4 separate regions of the Homo sapiens genome follow, and regions 2, 3 and 4 are each linked to region 1. Evidence: chromatin contacts called from ENCODE Hi-C or POLR2A ChIA-PET data. All regions are on one chromosome and are shown on one strand. Each heading gives the region's core, a stretch centred on a gene start or an enhancer-like site at or near the end of the contact. The rest is flanking DNA. Distances are from core to core; before and after follow the strand shown.

Evidence for each region. Hi-C counts contacts between places; a loop is a spot of excess contacts on that map. ChIA-PET counts read pairs that join two places held with the same protein, here RNA polymerase II (POLR2A). Pooled maps may share reads with other maps.
Region 2: a loop to region 1 is called in a map of naive thymus-derived CD4-positive, alpha-beta T cell, with 19 times the contacts of the local background. The contact joins the promoter of MACROH2A1 here to the promoter of CAMLG in region 1. A Hi-C loop is called at or near these places in 1 of 168 maps with a recorded cell type or tissue (naive thymus-derived CD4-positive, alpha-beta T cell), 1 of 37 single-sample maps with no recorded cell type and 11 of 50 pooled maps. POLR2A ChIA-PET finds 5 or more read pairs at or near these places in 1 of 52 experiments (activated naive CD4-positive, alpha-beta T cell).
Region 3: a loop to region 1 is called in a pooled map, with 1.9 times the contacts of the local background. The contact joins the enhancer-like site here to the promoter of CAMLG in region 1. A Hi-C loop is called at or near these places in 6 of 50 pooled maps. POLR2A ChIA-PET finds 5 or more read pairs at or near these places in 3 of 52 experiments (CD4-positive, alpha-beta T cell, OCI-LY7 and activated CD4-positive, alpha-beta T cell).
Region 4: POLR2A ChIA-PET joins it to region 1 with 14 read pairs in activated naive CD4-positive, alpha-beta T cell. The contact joins the enhancer-like site here to the promoter of CAMLG in region 1. A Hi-C loop is called at or near these places in 2 of 50 pooled maps. POLR2A ChIA-PET finds 5 or more read pairs at or near these places in 3 of 52 experiments (activated T-cell, activated naive CD4-positive, alpha-beta T cell and common myeloid progenitor, CD34-positive).

What each region holds. Positions count from the first base shown.
Region 1 is chr5:134,735,462-134,740,362 of GRCh38, reverse strand. CAMLG (calcium modulating ligand) reads right to left here and starts at 1,815. Exons shown (of 4, transcript NM_001745.4): 1 at 1,571-1,815. The coding sequence starts at 1,742. RefSeq lists an enhancer at 2,178-2,227.
Region 2 is chr5:135,397,830-135,402,550 of GRCh38, reverse strand. MACROH2A1 (macroH2A.1 histone) reads left to right here and starts at 3,320. Exons shown (of 9, transcript NM_138610.3): 1 at 3,320-3,489. RefSeq lists enhancers at 2,063-2,568, 2,569-3,074 and silencers at 2,975-3,434, 3,445-3,614, 3,925-3,984.
Region 3 is chr5:134,026,946-134,031,847 of GRCh38, reverse strand. It overlaps a transcript of VDAC1 not described here. Among named protein-coding and RNA genes, the nearest start is that of VDAC1, 24 kb to the right of the region's middle. RefSeq lists an enhancer at 1,088-1,187. Within about 2 kb of position 1,952, at least 2 of the 41 ENCODE cell types and tissues checked have a DNase peak (open chromatin) inside an H3K27ac peak, as active enhancers do.
Region 4 is chr5:134,050,584-134,055,884 of GRCh38, reverse strand. It overlaps a transcript of VDAC1 not described here. Among named protein-coding and RNA genes, the nearest start is that of VDAC1, 48 kb to the right of the region's middle. RefSeq lists an enhancer at 3,496-4,071. Within about 2 kb of position 1,949, at least 9 of the 41 ENCODE cell types and tissues checked have a DNase peak (open chromatin) inside an H3K27ac peak, as active enhancers do.

The DNA.
Region 1 (4,901 bases), core at 566-3,065:
TTTTAAAATCTATATTTTAAAATTAGATTTCTGAATCCAGTGCCCTATGAGCATAGGGTGTGGCATATCCCAAAGCTACTGTTTATGTAGTCAGGCAGCCATTAGTAGGCACTTCAGCAGTTTTAAGACACTACTCTGGGGTTTTGTTTTTGTTTTTGTTTTAAAAAAAAGGCCAGGCACAATGGCTCACACCTGTAATCCTGTAAGCCCAGCACTTTTGGAAGCCAAGGCTGGTGGATCACTTGAGCCCAGAAGTTCCAGACCAGCTTAGGAAACATAGTGAGACCCCCCCATCTCCACACACACAATTTTTTTTTAAATTAGCCAGGCATGGTGGTGTACACCTGTGGTCCTAGCTACTCCGGAGGCTGAGGTAGCAGGATTGCTTAAGCCCAGGAGTTTGAGGCTGCAGTAAGCTATGATCATGCCACTGCACTCCAGCCTGGCCTACAGAGGGAGACCCTGTCTCAAAAAATAAAACAACCTTTAAAGACATAAAATTTTCAAAGCAAAAGAACAAAATATAGAAAGTACCTCAGGTAAGATCATAAATAATGCTTTAAGAATAAATAGCCCGATAGAAAAATGTTTCTTCTATTGTTCTAGAAGAATTTGAAATGGTTTTCTTACCTCTCATTTGAACTGCCTAAAAGTTCAGAGCTATACACCTAAAGCCTTACAGAACAAAAGTCACAAAGATATAAGGAGCTTGCGACCAGTGACTAAAGGCCAATTACTAAAGGAAACACTGGAAACTTAGATAACACTAGGGCGCGCTAATTGCTCAATTATACTCACGTGAAATAAATTTTTTTTAAAGAAAATCATTGGACATGTGTTTGGGGGAGGAAGGAGGCGCTCTCCTTAGAAATGCAGCTCCAGACATCAATCACAACAATATCCCCTCATGAGGAGAGGAAACTCTCAGGTGTGCACTTCGCACTTGCTGGGTCTCTGAAGAATGCTCACTCTCACTTTTCCCACCTTTTCTAGCCGGCCCGTAGGTGACAGTGTTGACGGCACTGAACACAAACACTAGGATATGAGCACAAGAGTCCCTGATACACGTAGGATGAACTAGCGGGCAGTTCAGTAAAGACAGGCTGATGTGGGCGGACAGGAGTTACACAGCAAAAGGCAAAAGAAGGTAGACGCTAGAGAAGGCACTGTAAGGAAAAGCACTTGGAACCTTAAGAAGGAAAGCCATCTTCCTAAGGGGAGCAGTAGACATGACAGTCTGGGGATACAACGTGCGCCCTTCAAGAAAGGCGAGGAGTGGCTAAGGAAAAAAGGGGCTGTTCAACGTAACTGGGAAGAGGGAGTGAGAGCTCTGCAGGCAGGGTGGGGAAAATCTCACGGCGAGGCCCCGGGAAAATTGAGGGGAGCGACTAGGAACATCCTGGGGTTCAGGGATGAGAACTTGGGATATCACCGAAGGGGCGGGACAGAGAGGAAATCAAAGAGCAAGGCTTGGTCAAAAAGGTCAGAGGAGTGGAGGTGGGAGAGGGAAGAATGACCCTGAAGATTCAAGGTGATGGGCGGGAGACTGAGGGGAAATCGAGGCTCTTACCCGCGCCGCTCCCGGGCCTGTGAAAGCCCATGATCCGGTTGATGCGCTGTTCCGAGTTCATGAGCAGCTTTCTCCGACGCAGCTCCGCCCGACGCTGGGAAGCCGACAGACCTGAGCCCGCTGGGACCCCCGGCCTCTCCCCGCCGTCGGTAGCGACGGCCATCGACTCCATCCTCCCGTCCACAGTCTGGGAGGGGTGGCAGTGGCGGTGATGTTGGCCGCCGCTGCGAGGGCGATGACTAGAGGCCGGGCCGCAGGGCGCGCGTCCCCTTCCCACTATAGACCCGCCCCCGAGCGCGGTCCCGGAGCCTGTGAGCTAAGCACTCACGCACCGCCCCACGCGACCAAGCGCGAGGCTCTGGCCGCCATCTTGAGTGAGGGCAGCGCTGGACGCCCTCGTGCCTCCCCAACTCTTCTGGCCCTCACCCAACAGCCCCCTCTGCTGTTCACTCGGAGGTGAAGAAAACCAGCACCCAGGGCCGGGAGTGGTGGCTCACGCCTGTAATCCTAGCACTTTGGAAGGCCGAGGCGGGCGGATCACGAGGTCACGATTTCGAGAGTAGCCTGGCCAACATGGTGACCCCCTCCCCCCTCCCCCCACCCGTCTCTACTAAAAATACAAAAACTTAGCCGGGCGGGGTGGCGCGCGCCTGTAATCCCAGCTACTCGGGAGGCTGAGGCAGGAGAATCTCTTGGACCCAGGAGGCGGAGGTTGCAGTGAGCCGAGATCGCGCCACTGTTCTCCAGCCTGGGCTACAGAGCGAGACTCTGTCTCGAGAAAAAAAAAAAGAAAGAAAAGAAAACCGGGAGTGGGAAAGGGATGGCAGTAAGTAGGTCAGCCTAGATTTGGTGCCAGGAAGCAAAATGGAGGTTGCAGCGGCAGTCGCTTGTTTACAGACCCGCGGCCTCGCCTGTAGGCAATGGGAATACGTAACCCTGGGAGCCGCACTTAAAGGGAGCCTTACGCTGGGATTTGTTCTTGGTGCCTGTTCCTCATCCTTAACTTCTCTACGGCAAAGTATACGGCTGATGTGTTCCTAGGCTTTCCTCGCGTTTTGTGCGTTTTTATTCAAATTAGAATTTCCCATTGAAACCTTTCGTGCACATTCTATCTAAATTGCCAACACTCCCCATTCCCCTTCACCTTGTTTTTTCTCCTTGTCGTTCATGACCACCTCGCATGCTAAAGATGCTCCAGCCTGGGCGACAGAACGAGACTCCGTCTCAAAAAAAAAAAAGGAAAAGAAAAGAAAAAAACAAAAAGGCCGGGAGCGGTGGCTCACGTCTGTAATCCTAACTTTGGGAGGCCGAGGCAGGCGGATCACCTGAGGTCAGGAGTTCGAGACCAGCCTGGCCAATATGGCAAAACCCCGTCTCTACTAAAAATACAAAAATTAGCCTGACCTGGTGGCATGCACCTGTAATCCCAGCTACTTGGGAGGCTGAGGCAGGAGAATCGCTTGAACCTGGGAGGCAGAAATTGCAGTGAGCCGAGATCATGCCACTGCACTCCAGCCTGGGCGACAGAGGGAGACTCCGTCTCAAAAATACATATATAAAAGAAATAAATAAAATAAAATCAGAACAAATGACTGGGCGCGGTGGCTCATGCCTGTAATTCCAGCACTTTGTGAGGGCTGAGATGGGTGGATCACTTGAGGCCAGGAATTCGAGACCAGTCTGGCCAACGTGGCAAAACCCTGACTGTACTAAAAATACAAAAATTAGTCGGGCTTGGTGGCGTGTGCCTGTGGTCCCAGCTACTTGGGAGGCTAAGGTGGGAGGATCACCTGATCCTGGGGAGGTTGAAGCTGCAGTGAGCAATGATCGGGCCACTGCACTCCAGACTGGGTGACACAGTGAGACCCCATCTCAAAAAAGTTTTTTCAGAAAAAAATAATATATTTGCTATATTGTAATGGATCCAGTCTGGATTATAGTCATCATTAATAGCAATACAGTCATAAAATATAATTTTAAGTATGTTTTCAGGCAGGAAGGAGCCACAAAGGCAAAAGAGCTTAGGGCCCTTGAAAGTCATAATGCAGCCTTGGCATTCAGTAATGACTTACTAAGTGAATGATTAGATGAATGAAGGAATTGAATCCATCAACCCTTGCTAACAGGGAGCATGGCCAGTTCACACCTGAGGCTGAGGAGGGTTTTGAAGCAGCTTACTGGGTGGGCCCCCTGCAACTAAGCCTGCCACACAATCACCCTCAAAATAAGGAAGTGGGTGAAATACCACTTAGAAGATAATAAAATACTATATTTATATTAATACTGAAAAAGAAGTGAAAACAAAAGAAACTTCGGTTTGGATTCAACAACATAAGGAGCTCAAAGAATATACAGACTGAACTTTCACCCTTGATTGGATGAAAGTTAAATCCCAGGGACATCCACTAGTTAATAATTTTAAAGTATTAGAGGAAGTTCTTCTGCATATCTGCACAGACATAGATCTCTGAGCCCTAGACTTCCTTAAAACAATTTTACACACAACTGAAAATAATGGAAATAACTGTCAAATAGTAACAAATGTGCAGAATTTGATGAGGCACAGCCCTGATCAATCAAGACGGTTCCAGAAAGGGTTTGAGGAGCTAAATTAGAATTATAGTGTTATATTCAATGATATAAGCATCAAGCAAATTATTTCCAAGTAATATTTCATTCCTCCTTGAAACTGAGGAAGCCGTATAACTGAACTTGAACAGAATTATAAAAAATGTCTGGGCTGGCATGTGGGAGGTCCAGGCAGGAGGATCACTTGTGGCAAGGAGCTCAAGACTGACCTGGGCAACATAGTGAGACCCCCTTCTCTATTTAAAAACAAAGAAAAGAGATCGGGAGGCCAGGTGCGGTGGCTCACACCTTTAATCCCAGCACTTTGGGAGGCTGAGGTGGGTGGATCACTTGAGGTCAGGTGTTCGAAACCAACCTGGCCAACATGATGAAACCCATCTCCACTAAAAATACAAAAATTAGCCAGGCATGGTGGCACACACCTGTAATCCCAGCTACTCGGGAGGGTGAGGCAGGAGAATCACTCAAACCCAGGAGGCAGAGGTTGCAGTGAGCTGAGATTGCACCACTGCACTCTAGCCTGGGCGACAGAGTGAAACTCTGTCTCAGAAAAACAAAAAAAAAGAGTCCAGGCGCAGTGGCTCACACCTGTAATCCCAACGCTTTGGGAGGCCAAGGTGGGAGGACTGCTTAAGCTTAGGAGTTCAAGACCAGCCTGGGTAACATAGTGAGACCTCGTCTCTAGAAAAAAAAAAAAATCAAAAAATTTAAAAAAATTTAAAACGAGGCAGGAAGTTTGCTG
Region 2 (4,721 bases), core at 2,071-4,570, 660 kb before region 1:
CTATGGGTATTCAGAATTGGGTGTACGTAGGGCTGAATACTCCACGAGGCACAGTTTTAATATACAATATTAATTTATTTGTCTTTATACCAGTGCAGTTGTCTTTTTAGTGGAGGAAAGGGCCCATGCAGGCAAAAATGCCTATGGCCCATGAAAGTCATAATGTGGTCCTTTGTTTGTGGTAGACATTTTCTTGAAAATGAATGAAATGAACCTGTCATTTCTAGGAAAATCACTGTGACATTATGTTGTCAGTGATAAACTTGAGCTTTCAAGCAGAAATTACAATTTTGGGAAACTCGTATCTGCCACCAAGAGCTTGACAACTTCCCAATACTCAAAAACCTTCAGATGAGATCAGTGGTGCTATTAATAGATGTGATTTTCTAATATTGTACAATGAAATGTGTTTACATTTGTAAGATCCGTATAAATCAGTGAACTGATATTTCCCAAATGATCAATGTATGATTTTACCAAATTATGCATAGCTAAAGGACCCAGTCAAGATATAAAATAGGCCAATGGATTTTAATGTATTAACTGAGTTCAAAAGTTTATTGATTTTTTTTTTCAGGTTCTACATTGCACTTAACCTTTAAGAAACGACTCCTTGCATTTTGGTGTGGTATGAAAAAAGAACATCTGTAATTATCTGAAAAGGCGATTAAAATCCTCTATTCTTTCCCATATACATATCTACATAAGGCTGAATTTTCTTCACATACTTCAAACAAAACAACATATAGTGACCGACTGAATGCAGGAGGAGGCATGAAACCAGCTATCTTCTATTACACCAGACATTCAAGAGCCGTGCAAAACTGTAAAACAATGCCACTCTTCCCACTAATTATTTTTGTTTGGAAAGTATAATTATTTTTCTAAAATACATTATTTATGTAATATAATTTCTTTCCATGTTAACATTTTTAAAATAAATTAATAAATATTTACTTTTTCTCAGTTTTTATTTCTAATAAAGCAAATATTGATAGATGTAACCTATAAAACAAAAGCTCTTCAGGGTTCTCAGTAATTTTTAAGAGGGTCAAGGGAAACCCAAACAGTTCCAGTAATGTTATTGTAGAACAACTACCCAGTAAAATGCTCATAAAGAACCATTAAGTTTAAAGTGCAGGTGACAATCACTAAATAGAGTAGAAACTCTGTATGTTTAATGTTAAGTGGATATAGATAAAAAGGCTGGAATGGGAGCAGGCTGTTCTCTCCTAGCAATGAATGTAGAGTGAGTTTTATTTTTTGAGCATTTTTATTTTTCATGTTTTCAGAATGAGCATAGCTTTGTCATTGGAAAAAAATAAAAAACCTTTAACAGAAGAAGAAGCAATAGCAGCAGCAGCAGCTGGTACCCCTCTCTGAGCCAGATTAGGGGAGGAGACAGGTCACCGAAGTGGAAGAACAGGACACACAAAGCGCAGGAGGAGAGAGGGGAGAGAAGGTGGAGGCTTCTGGAGAAGGATGAGGTCAGAGCTGCTGCACTGAACAGCTCCAGAGGACAAAGGTCCTAGTGTGTTCTATGAGAATGGCACGCTGTAGAGGGGCATGGAGGTGGGGCCGCCCCAAGATCAGCTCTTGGAGGAGTGTAGACTTTAATTCCACCTGGTGGTCCCTACAGAACGGAGAGTCCTTGCCCAAAGGCACAGAGAAGGATGGAACAACAATGTGGTGTGTGGGGGAGGGTCTCTGCACCTTTCCTGACATCTTTTCTTCGGGAGATCCTCATAGAACCATAATGCTTTGTTTTGGGACCAGAAGCATCATAAGCATCATCATTTTTCCAGCTTCATCTCCTGTTACTTTCCCCTTCACCCATTCTACTCCAACCTCACACTCGCTCTGTCTTGACTATTTTGGACACACTCCTACCCCAGCCTTTGCACTTGCTATTCCTCATGCTCGGCGCAGTTCTTCCCCAGACATCCACACGGCTTGCTCCCTCAATTTCTTCAGGCTTTAAATGTTACTTTCTCATAGAGGCCTTCTCTTGTATTTGAGCCTCACTCTTATCTCACACTTCCTATTCCCCTTCTCCGCCTTATTTTTCTCCACCCCATGGAGACCCTCTGACACATTCTCCCGTTTGTCTGTCTTTCCCCCACGAGACTGCAAACTACAGGAGGGCAGAGATTTCTGCCTGTTCTCTTGGCTGTTTCATATCCAGCACCCAAATCGATGTATGACACAAAATACGTTCTCAGTACTTAATCGAATTAACGAATGCATGAATGGCAGGTATTGGACATTGTTTTGCAAACTCTTAAAGTAAGGTGTAAAGCATCCCGGTGAGGTGGAGGTTACTGCCGCTGCGATTCCCGCGCAGCCTGAGGACTGGGGGGTGGGGGTGGGGGTCTCTAATTACCTCCATAATCCCCAGTAGCGGCACTTTAAACTTCACATCAACCCTGAGGGATGTGTATTATTATCCAAATTTAGTTCACAGCTGGATGGAGAAGTGGCTTCCGGCTCCACACTTTGGAGGGAGGGGAGTAGAGGGCAGGCCCCCATTTAAGTACCCGGGATGGGGCACCAATGCCTTCAGGCGGTAAACCAATTTAGGAAGACGTGGCGGGCTTTGTGGCGGCTCCTCCTCTTTCGGCCTGTCCGCAGTTTTTAAAAAACGTGTGTGATGATAAGGAATCACTGTCTACATTAGTAATTCCCAACTTGGGTCCGAAAGTGAACTTTTGCTGAAGCGAAGTAGCTAACCGCTTCCATGTGCAAGGCAGGTTCCAGACTTCGGGGTGAGGAGGATTAACTGAAGGACCCCAGGGGAACCGGGTGCGCAGTAATTGATCTTGGGGCAGACCAGGGCTTGGCGGTGGCCTGTATCTAAAGACAGCGGGGTCTCTGAGGCGGGGCAGGGGGGAGTTGGCATTGACTGGGGAGGGAAGAGCGATCGCTGGTAACAGCCATTGTGCCTTCCCACTGGGTTAGTGGGAAGGTTCCTAAAGATGCCGTGGCAGCGACAGTCCCGTGCTCAGAGCCAGGCACACAGTAGGCGTTCACTCGAGACGCAGAGTCTGGGACGCGCCCTGAAGAAGCTCCTCTCCAGGGGCCTGGCCCTTCCCAAGGACTGGGCTCTGGGCGTCCCCGGGGTCATGGGTCAGACCTCGCGTCCGGGGTGCGGGCTGGTGCCTGGGCGCAGAGCGGCCGGCGTCAACGGGTAGGGCGCGGGCCCGGGGTCAAGGCCGGGGCGCCGGGCGGCACGGGCGCGGAGGCCGGACGCTCGGGGCCGCGAAGGGATGTGACGAGCGGCGCGCTGTGCATTGTGGGAAGCCGGCCGCGAGGACTGGTTCCAGTTCACTCGGCAGCGGCGCCGGGCGGAGGGGGAGAGCGCGGGCCGCGCGGGCGGGAAGCGAAGAGGCGGGCGGGCCAGCGAGGAGCGCGGAGAGAAAAGGCGCGAGCGGCCAGGAGGGCTCAGGCCGAGACACCTTGCAGCTGCCGCCGCCGCCACCGAGCCGCCGCGTAAGTGCCGCGCGGGCCCCCTTGCCGCACTCCCTGTCCCCGCCGCTCGGGTCCGGCCGCGGGTGCCCGGGAGCGGCCCGGCCTGGCGCGCACCGGTGTGGTGCGGGCCGGGCTCGGGCCGCCGGGTTCGGTGTGGCCCACGCCGGGTCCTCGCGCGTGCACTACGTCCTCCCAGGCCTTGTCGGGCCGCGCGGGATTCCCTTTGGTTTTGTTCAAAAAAGAAACCTGGAAACCAACTTCTCTTCGAAACGCATCCCCCTGCCCGCGCCTGGGCGCTTTTGTGGGAAAAAAGCGGTGCTGGCGCCTACCCTGGCGACCCTTCCTGGGGCGGGCTCACGGGCCAGGCCCGAGGCCGCAGGAGGCCCCGCGGCGCTGGCTAGGCAGTCTGGGCCTGGGCACCCGGGAGCTGCTGTGAGCAGAGTTGTACTTGGTGAGGCCCCCGCCGGCCCGCGAGTTGCCGGCCCCGGCACAATAAGTCGGGCCCGAGCCCCGGGGGGCCGAGGTGTAGGCGTCTGGCTCGCTATCTGCAGGGAGGGGAAGGCGGGGGCTACTCGCGGGATTGAAGCCGGGCTGGTGCGGGGGACCGGGTTGGGGAGTGGTCCAAGGATGGGCTGGAGAGGGGCCACGGGAACCCCCGCTGCTCCCGATTGTCTCGGTATCAGCCTTTTGTTTGCTTTGTGGTAGGAAGGGTTTGCTTTTTTTAAAAGGTAACTCCGGAAGGCTGTAGGCTTCCCCGGGTGGAGAAGGCCAGCAGGAAAGAGCCTCGCTGGGGGTGGGGTGGAGTGGGGAGGTGAGTGTGCAGGATGCTGCTGGCAGTGTCACCTGACAACAGGTGTGCGACATGGCGCTCCCTACCCCCACTCCTGCAGGGGCCACAGATCACTCAAGGAGTTGGTCAGTACATTGCTTGAAAGGTTCTTTTAGACAAGATGTTAGGGGAAATGTTTCTGAGTTTCAAAGTGAGAGACTTCTGTACAAACAACTGGGACAAACCTTGAATTCAACAATTACAATGACTATAAAGGCCTTGTAAGATTTTAATGACCCAGTAAACAGCACATAAGAATAGACAATTAGAGGGGGCACTCCTGCTAGCTTCCCTCTTTTCTTCCACCTTTGTGGTTTGAGGTTTTACCGTTAAAGTAGGGGGTAAGGGAAGTGTTTTGTTCCAAAGCTCCCTGCTCCAGGGAGTCGGGCATTTTTTAACAGTCTTAGGTTTGAATGGGAGACTC
Region 3 (4,902 bases), core at 703-3,202, 710 kb after region 1:
TCCCAAGTAGCTGGGATTACAGGCACCTGCCACCATTCCCAGCTAATTTTTGTATTTTTAGTAGAGATGGGGTTTCGCCATGTTGGCCAGGCTGGTCTGAAACTCCTGACCTCAAGTGATCCGCCTGCCTCAGCCTCCCAAAGTGCTGGGATTATGGCATGAGCCACTGCGCCTGGCCTAATTTTTTGTATTTTAGTAGAGATGGGGTTTTGAGGCTGGTCTTGAACTCCTGAGCTCAGACAATCCACCTGCCTCGGCCTCCCAAAGTGCTAGGATTACAGGTGTGAGCCACTGTACCCGGCCCAGAGTAGCATCTTACTTTCCTGGTCACATTGCATTCTGTATAGAATCTCCTGTCTCCCTCTTATAAACAGACTTGTGATTGCATTTAGGGCCTCCTGGGATAATTTCCCTATTTCAAAATTCTTATTTTGTGTCAGCAAAGTCCCTTAAGCCATACAAGGCAGCATTCACAGATTCTGAGGATTAGGACCTGTATATCTTTGGGGGTCAGTATTTAGTCTACCACAGGTAACACATTTTTTTTTTAACTAAGTAAATTTAATCCCTGTAGACTTACTCTAAGTCTTCATTTTCCCATATATGAAAGGTAGGGATAAAACCAGGAGGTCTTCAATGTTCCTTACTGTCTAAAATCCTATGTTGGATTTAGTTCTTTCTTGATCAGCTGGAATGGACTGCAAATGGCTTCTTCCAAGGTTAATGATCCCCACACCAGGTGGTCATCCAGGACCACCTGAGGGCAAAAGTGTGAGGTCCCTGTAGTCTGTCTCATGAGTGGCAAGTGATGGTAATGGAAGTGGTAGCTGTAACATTACTGTTGTTGGGTCCCTTGGGATCCCTAGGGAAGGGGCCTTGTTCCAGCAAATCTAGGCATAATTCATGATTCTAGCACAAACAGAAAGCTGCAGAGAGGCTGGGAGCAGTGGCTCACGGCTGTAATCCCAGCACTTTGGGAGGCCAAGGTGGGCAGATCACTTGAGGTCAGGAGTTCAAGACCAGCCTGACCATCATGGTAAAACCCCTAAAAAACCCCTACTAAAAATACAAAATTAGCCAGATGTGGTGGCAGAGGCCTGTAATCCCAGATTCTCAGGAGGCTGAGGCAGGAGAATCACTTGAACCTGGGAGATGGAGGTTGCGGTGAGCTGAGATCGCTGTCACCACTGGACTCCAGCTTCCAGCTTGGGCGACAGAGTGAGACTCCATCTCAAAAAAAAAAGAAAGAAAGAAAGAAAGAATGCTGAGGGGAAAACTTTTCTACCCTTACTGAAACCTGCTGGTCTGAGCTTTCTTATTATTAGAGCTTTCAAACAGAACCTTGTGAGGAGGTGAGCTCTCTGCCACTGGAAGTTCTGAATGACTAGGAGATTTTGCAGAAGGCTCTATGCATTACTGGGGCCTCCCTGTCCAACATGATGGGCACTAGCCATATGTGCTATGTAATGCTTATTTCATATTAACATTTTTTTCTCTTTTTTTTTTTGAGATGGAGTTTCACTCTTGTTGCCCAGGCTGGAGTATAATGGCACGATCTTGCTCACCGCGGACCTCCACCTCCCAGGTTCAAGCGATTCTCCTGCCTCATCCTCCCAAGTAGCTGGGATTACAGTCAAGCACCACCACGCCCGGCTAATTTTGTGTTTTTAGTAGAGATAGGGTTTCTCCATGTTGGTCAGGCTGGTCTCAAAGTCCTGACCTCAGGTGATCCACCAGCCTCAGCCTCCCAAAGTGCTGGGATTACAGGTGTGAGCCACCGTGCCCGGCCTTTTTCCTTTTTCTATTGAAATAATTATAGATTTCCAGGAAGTTGCAAAAAGTAGTTGAGAGAGGTCTCACGTACCTGTCACCCAGTTTTCCCAAGGGGTTACATTTTACATTACTGTAGCGCAATATCAAAACCAGGAAGTTGATGTTAGTACAATGTGTGTGTATAGTTCTGTGCCATTTTCTCACATGTGTAGATTTATGTAACTACCACCTAATCGTGATACAGAACTATCCCAGCATCTCAAAGACCTCCCACAGGCTATCCTTTTATAGTCACTCCCACCGCCCTTTTCCCACCATCCCTAACCCTTGGTAACCACTAATCTGTTTTCTATCTCCCTACTTTTGTCATTTCAAGAATGTTACATAAATGGAATCCTACACATGTGCTATTTAAATGTCAAGTTTAATTTATTAAAATTAAATCAAATTAAAAAGTTAGTTCCTCAGTCATATCAGCCACATTTTGAATGCTCAATAGCCACGTTTGCCTAGTGACCATCAAATTGCACAGCACAGATGCACGGCTGTTCTATCATTGCAGAAAGTTCTATTGGAAAGTGCTGCTTTAGGGAATAAGACCAGATCTGTGGTTCACAAATGCTGATTCATAAGCCCAATTACCCAACAGTGTGACAAAATACAGATTCCTGAGTGTATTACTTATATATTGTGGCATAATAAATTACCCCAAAGTGCAGTGGCTTAAAACAATGATCAACCTTTATTACCCCACATATTTTCTGTAGGTCAGGAGTTCTTGGGTGACTCAGCTGTGCTGTTAGGCACAGAGTCTCTCATGAAGCTGCAATCAAGAGGTTGGTCAGGGGCAGCCATCTGAAGGCTTCGCTGGGGCAGAAGGAGCCTCCTCCAAGGTGGCTCACTCACATGGCTGGCCAGTTGGTGCTAGATGTTAGATGGGCACCCACTTCTGTTTGCCTAGGACTAAGAGGTTCCCTAGGATGTGGGACTTTCAGTGTGAAAACTGGAACTGTCCTAGACAAACCAGAACGATTGGTCACCCTACTGCTGCTAGGAGGGCTCAGTTCCACCCAACATGGGCCTCTTCCAGGGCTGCTTGAGTGTCCTTATGACATGGCCGCCATCTTTTCCTAGGATGAGGGATCCAGGAGAGTGCTGTGGTCCACATTCAAGGACAGGGGAATTAGCAACTGCCTTCTGAAGGGAGGATTGTCAAAGAATATGTGGACATATTTTAAACCTTCCATACTGTCCCATCTGATTGGGCAGATGATACAGGGCCTAGGAATCTGTACTTGGCTGAGGGATCAATGATCCCTGATGTACAGTCACATTTGCCTACCAGTGGTTTGGCTGGCCGCAAGGTCCCTTCCCACTGTGAAATGACGGTCATCCCACCTACCTCAGGAGGCATTCACGGGAGGGAAGGAGGAGGAAGAGCAATGCCAGGCCAGAGGAATTAGTGAGCTGAGCATTGTTAGATGACTGGATGTTCCCTCCCACAGAAGAAATGAACAACAGTTAGAGAACCATTTAGAAAATCCTCAGTGCAATGAAACATTGAACACTGTTATAAATGATGATCACCAAGCCTACATAGCAACATGGAAGAAAAAACTCACAATACAAAATACACACTCAGGGCAGGGTGCAGTGGCTCACACCTGTAATCCCAGCACTTTGGGAGGCCAAGGCAGGCGAATCACCTGAGGTCAGGAGTTCGAGACCAGCCTGGCCAACATGGTGAAACCCTGTCCCTACTAAAAAGACAAAAATTAGCCAGGCATGGTGGCGGGTCCCTGTACTCCCAGCTACTTGGGAGGTGGGGGCAGGAGAATTGCTTGAACCTGGAAGGTGGAGGTTGCAGTGAGCCGAGATGGCACCACTGCACTCCAGCCTGGGCAACAGAGTGAGACTCTGTCTCTAAATAAATAAATAAATAAATATATAAATGTATACACACACTCAAAGGATGGCTAAAATGCTATAGAAATACCTGGACATGGCCAGGCACAGTGGCTCATGCCTGTAATCTCAGCACTTTGGGAGGCCAAGGCAGGCAGATCACCTGAGGTCAGGAGTTTGAGAGCAGCCTGGTCAACATGGTGAAACCCTGTCTGTACTAAAAATACAAAAATTAGCAGGGTATGGTGGTGGGCGCCTGTAATCCCAGCTACTTGGGAGACTGAGGCAGGAGAATCGCTTGAACCTGAGAGGCGGAGGTTGCAGTGAGCCGAGATCACACCACTGCACTCCAGCCCGGGTGACAAGAGCGAGACTCCATCTCAAAAAAAAAAAAAAAAAAAAGTAGGCAAGATCTGGAAATGAATTTATTATACCAAAAATAACAGAGTTGCAGTCATGGTAGGTGGGCAGGGAGAAGATCACGGGTAATTGAAACAAATGAAAGTTAGTGTTGGTTGTGTTGTCTTTTCAATTAATGTGGGTGGCTCGTTCTTCAGACCTTAGCTCAGCAGTCACCTTTTCAGAGGCTTTTCCAATCTTCTTTGTTTAAGTTGGTCCCCTCTGTATTATTCTGTGTCTCAGTCCCTTTTTTGTCCCACCCTGGCACTTGTCACATTTGCAAATACTTTGTCTCTCCCTGCAGCCTGAGCTGCTGGAAGGAAGGCAGGGAGGGGCTGTCGCTCTCTTGTCCCCCATGTTCTCTCCAGGGCCCGGCACAGCGCCTGCACACCTTGCTGCTCGGGAACTGGTCATGAAGCAGTGGGTCTGAGGGAGACCTGCAGGTGAAGGAGGCAACGGGAGCCCCTCTCATGGCTGCTGATGGGGCGGGAGAGGGAGGAGGGCTGGGATCATCCTATCCAGGGGCCCCTGATCCAGGGACGTCTCAGCACTTTGCAGGCCATTGACTCTTGAGAATCTGATTGAATCAGTGTTTCTCAACCTCATCACTGTTGATATCCTGGGCTAGACATTTCTTTATAGGGCGGGGTTGGGGCCTGTCCTGTGTAAGATGCTTAGCATCACCCCTGGCCACCACCTGGCAGGTGCCAGTAGCAACACCTCTTCCCCAAAGCTGTGAAGTTAAAAACATCTCCAGATATTGTCAAATGCCCCTGGGAGTCCAGGGCCAGGTTGCCCTTGGAACTGGGTCAGAAAACCAGCCTA
Region 4 (5,301 bases), core at 700-3,199, 680 kb after region 1:
GCCCATAGGAAAGGTCTGGAAGGATGTTAATGGTGCTTGTCTCTGGAAGGGGCTGATAACAATTGAGATAATGGGAGACTTTCACTTTTTAATCTATATAGTTTACAGGCATGTATTTACTTTTAAAGAAAAAAAGACAATTAAAAACAAAATAAGCAGCCGGGCGCGGTGGCTCACGCCTGTAATCCCAGCACTTTGGGAAGCCATGGCGGGCGGATCACCTGAGGTCAGGAGATCAAGACCACGGTGAAACCCTGTCTCTACTAAAAAAAAAAAAAAAAAAAAAAAAAAAAAAACATTAGCGGGGCGTGGTGGCGGGCGCCTATGGTCCCAGCTACTTGGGAGACTGAGGCAGGAGAATGACAAGAACCCGGGTGGCGGAGCTTGCAGTGAGCCGAGATCGCGCCACTGCACTCCAGCCTGGGTGACAGAGCGAGACTCCATCTCAAAACAAACAAACAAACAAACAAACAAAATAAGCACTTGTCCTCACATGTCACGAGGACCAGAATGCATGTACATGTATTTGTGCACGCCTGAGACACGGGGAAATCTCCTCCAAGGCTGAAAACTCTTCCCATGCCCCCCTTCCTCAGATCAAATCACCCCATAGCCACCACAGCGGGGTCCAACTGCCATTCCTAAGAAACAGACATCCCATATCCACCCTACACCCCACCCCTGTGGCTTCCTGGGGGCCACCTGCCCCATCTCCCAGAGCTGCCAGCCTGTCTCCTTTGTGGCTGCTTCCCACTCTGTCTATCCAGCATCCCCACCCCATGCAGCTGAGCTGTGGGCACCACCAGGGCAGCCATCCTGCCTTCTTTGCTTTCCGTTTATGTGCACAGAGAGGGGACTCAATCAATGTCTGGTGATCGACATATGACTGAACAATAAAGGAACGACCAGAGTTACACTGGGTGGGGACGGACCTCTGAGGTCACCTAGCCCACTTGCCTACCTGATGCCCAAATGCCCTCTGCTCGCCACCTCTAGCAATGGGGCAGTAACCACATTCCCAGGCAGCTCAGTCGCCGCTTCCTGTGGTAAGTGGTTCGTCAGGTTAATCAGGAGGAGGGCCAGTAACTGAGGCACTTCCCAGTTTGGCTGAAAGACTGTGGTCCAGTTGGGCGAGGTGGCTCACACCTGTAATCTCAGCACATTGGGAGGCCAAGGTGGGCGGATCACCTGAGGTCAGGAGTTCAAGACCAGCTTGGCCAACATGGTGAAATCCTGTCTGTACAAAAATACAAAAAAATTAGCTAGGCATGACGATGGGCGCCTGTAATTACAGCTACTCCGGAGGCTGAGGGGGAGAATTGCTTGAACCTGGGAGGCAGAGGTTGCAGTGACATAAGATGGCACCACTGCACTCCAGCCTGGGCAACAGAGCGAGACTCCATCAAAAGAAAAAAAAAAAAAAAAAGGAAGGAAGGAAGAAAGAAAGGAAAATAAAAGAGAAAAGAAAAGAAAGACAGACTATGGTCAGTTCTCAACAGGGAGAGTCTAGAAGCTTGCCAGGGTGAAATGAACTACCTCCATTTCTCCAGCCAGGAGAGCCCTGAGCCGCTGCACCTTGTTCCTGCCTGCTGGAGATTCATCCAGTTCCAGCAGGGCAGCCCCGCCCTAGCCACCATGCTGGCAGAGTAAATCAAGCATTAAAAACAAACTAATTAGTACTTCAGGGCAGTTTCATTCAAAAAATTACCACACTGAGAAGGTGTCTCATTTAGAACCGACTTAATTAAAAGACACCTTGTAAATTCCTGCAACAGATGAGGACAGTACTTTCCAGAAACGCCATAATTGAAATGTTTTACTGCTTATACCAAATGGTTATTAAATCCTTAATATCATAATTCCTTAAGAATGCCATTGTCAGTGACAAACAGCAGCTTGCACAACAAAGGAGCTGATTGTTCCCTCCTCTGGCCTGTAACCCACAGGAAGTCATAACGTAAGACTTCTCTGTTGCTGTACTTGGTTCTTTGCATTTTTAATGAGTAGGAGTAAATGCCAGCTCTGGGAGGAATCCACCATAAAGATAGAGAATGGAAAGAAGCCCTGTTTCTGACTTGTTGACTTGTGGTTTAGGGAAAAAGGCATCTTCCCTAGGTGAAGGCAGGCGCTGGTTGACTGCCGTATGGGTGGGCTGCCCTGACTGGGTAGCACAGAGATGCTAACTAAGTTGCCCAGCAAAGTGGAGGCTGGAGAGAAAGTCCCACCCATGCAATGTGGAATGGCCCGGAATGGGGCTGAGGGGGACAGGATGGGGTGTCCATAACCTGTTCTGTTTCCCCCCAGGCTTCCTCCCAGAGCAGCTGCCCTGGGGTGAGGTCCTCCGGGTCTGACTCCATGCAGGCTGCGCTCAGTGCTTCCTCCTGCAGGATCCTCCTTCCTGGCGCCTGCCCCTGGCACGGCTCACAGGAGCCCTAGACAATGATGGAGGGTTGGGCAATGGGTCCATTGACCCACAGCAAACTGACAAAATGCAGAGTATCCCCAGGCATGGTGGGTGCGGGTTGGAAGGGGGTTGTTTGTAGAATGGAGGGCTTTTCAGAAGGAACTGAAAGCCATCTTTTTGCTGACTTGCTGGGTGACCAGGCGAGTGGCATGGCCACTCCATGCTTCATTTTCCTCATTTAAAAAGAAAGTGGTGTTAGCAGGGCCTGGATTTGGAGTCAGTCTGATCTGAATTCAAACCCTGCTCAGTTATGCACTGTGGTATTTGGGGCTTCTGTTTCTTTTATTTCTTTCTTCTTTTTTTTTGAGACGGAGTTTCACTCTTGTTGCCCAGGCTGGAGTGCAATGGCGCTATCTCAGCTCACCGCAACCTCCACCTCCTGGGTTCAAGGGATTCTCCTGCCTCAGCCTCCCGGGTAGCTGGGATTACAGGCGTGCACCACCACGCCCAGCTGATTTTGTATTTTTAGTAGAGACAGGGTTTCACCATATTGGTCAGGCTGGTCTAGAACTCCTGACCTCAGGTGATGGCCCACCTCGGCCTCCCAAAGTGCTGGGATTACAGGCATGAGCCACCGCACCCGGCCAGGGCTTCTGCTTCTTAACTTTGCAAAGTTGGGGGAGCAACAGTAGCTCCCCACAGCATGGTGTCGGGGCTAAATGAGCATGTGTGTAGAGCACCTAGCACAGCGCCTGGCCCATGGCAGTGCTCAGGAAGTGGACTGAATAGGGGAGGGAGAAGCATCTTTCCTTTTAACCTTCTAGGTTCTCAGCAGGGACCCATAACAAAAGACAGCTTAACAAGAGAAAAGCATGCAAACTTATTTAATATAAGTTTTGGTTGAGCACGGTGACTCATGCCTGTGATCCCAGCACTTTGGGAGGATCACTTGAGCCCAGGAGTTCGAGACCAGCCTGGACAACATGGAGAGACCTTTGCCTCTACAAAAAAATACAAAAATTAGCCAGGCGTGGTAGCATGGGAGGATTGCTTGAACCTGCAAGGTCGAGGCTGCAGTGAGCCAAGATCAAGCTACTGCATTCCAGCCTGGGTGACAGAGTGAGACCTTGTCTCAAAAAAAAAAGTTTTACATAACACAAGAGGCTTCATAGAGAAATGAAGACCTGAAGACAGTTAAACCTGCGTTTTGTACCAGGTTTAATGAAGAGTGGAGAGTTGTGGGAAAAGGTGACAGGACAAAAGAGAATGAGGTCAATCAGAGTAGCAAACTGGGCAAAACCAGGAAAGCTTGACCCTTCAGATTTCTCTTTGTCTTCAGAGGTAAGAAGATGCATCTTCCTTTCCCGCTGGTGGAGGGAGGGCGCCTTTCAAATGAGGGGTTATGACCTGCTTCAGGGGAAGGTCAGAGAGTCCTTCTTGCTTGTACCCGCTGTTGCTCAGATTCCTTCAGCTTAAAATATTCGGCCTTATGCAGTGGCTCACCCCTGTAATCCCAGCACTTTGGGAGGCTGAGGTGGGCGGATCACCTGAGCTCAGGAGTTCAAGACCAGCCTGGCCAACATGGTGAAACCCCGTCTCTACAAAGATACAAAAATTAGCTGGGCATGATGACAGGTGCCTGTAATCCCAGATACTCGGGAGGCTGAGGTGGGAGAATCACTTGAACCTGGGAGGTGGAGGTTGCAGTGAGCCGAGATCGTGCTATTGCACTCCAGCTGAAGCAACAGAGCAAGACTCCATCTCAAAAAAACAAAAAAACAAAAACAAAAACAAAGCCAAAAAAAAAAAAAACAAACTGCCCAGGCACTAGGGGTAGTGTGTCCTTAACCCTGTTGATTGGTATTGATGATTAACATCATTTAATATCTGTAAGAAGAGAGATATGGAACAGATGGTGTCACATCCAGGTATTGAGCAAGGGGACTGGCTGACTCACTCAACAAGGTTCTCACAAATGATCAAGCTCACAGAAGGGCACTGCCTGAAAGGAAAAGGCAGTGGAAGAAGCTCTGGCCCCAAACCAAAATGCAAGTGACTCTGTAGCAGTCTTTTGTTTGAAGAACGTTGGTTAGTCTGGTTGCCCTAACCTGCAGAAGCATCCCAAGGCGCCTTCTTCACTGTAGCCCAGGCCTAGCCCACTGTGGGTGCTGCCAGAGCTGCTGTGGACTCTGAGAGCGGGCTCAGCATCAGAGCTGGGTTGGGACCATTGCAATCTGGAGGGCTGTGGGAGAGTTGGAGTTAGGGCCTGGCCCCCCTGGCTCCTGGGCAGTGCTCCTTCTCCATCTCACTGTCTGTACAGTCCAGACAGCTGTTGGCCCACAGGGTGCCTTCAAGGAAACTGGAAGAAGGTGCTCTGTCCTCCTCTAGCTGGAGGGCATGGGGTGGATTTCAGCCTCACTGGTTCCCCGGGCCAGGTGCCCTTGTGCAGGGCACAACACATACAACTGTATAAGGCCTAATACACTGCCAACTCTCCCCTCAGCCAGGAGTTCACACATGCCCTCAAGAACCGCCAGAGGCCTCTTCACTTGCAAGGCCCTTCCTTATCCCCAGAAACTCCTGATGGCTTTTTTGCTGGGAAGGGGTGGATTGTTTTTATCCACCTGAGCCCCTGCTTCCATCCCCACCTTGACTCTGCCACCACACTCGCCCAAAGCCAACTCAGCAAACACAGATATGCCCAGTGACACCCTCATCTCCAATTTGACATGTTTTTAATATTCCACTTTGAGAATTTTTGCATCCTTTGAGTTTTTCAAGAAGTTTCTTAGGCTAATTCCCATTAGGAGAATTCTGCCTTAACTTCAAGTCAACCAGTACATTGTGGAAGCTTCTAAGAAGAAGTGGAAGACTTTGAGAGAAAGTCATTAATGTGG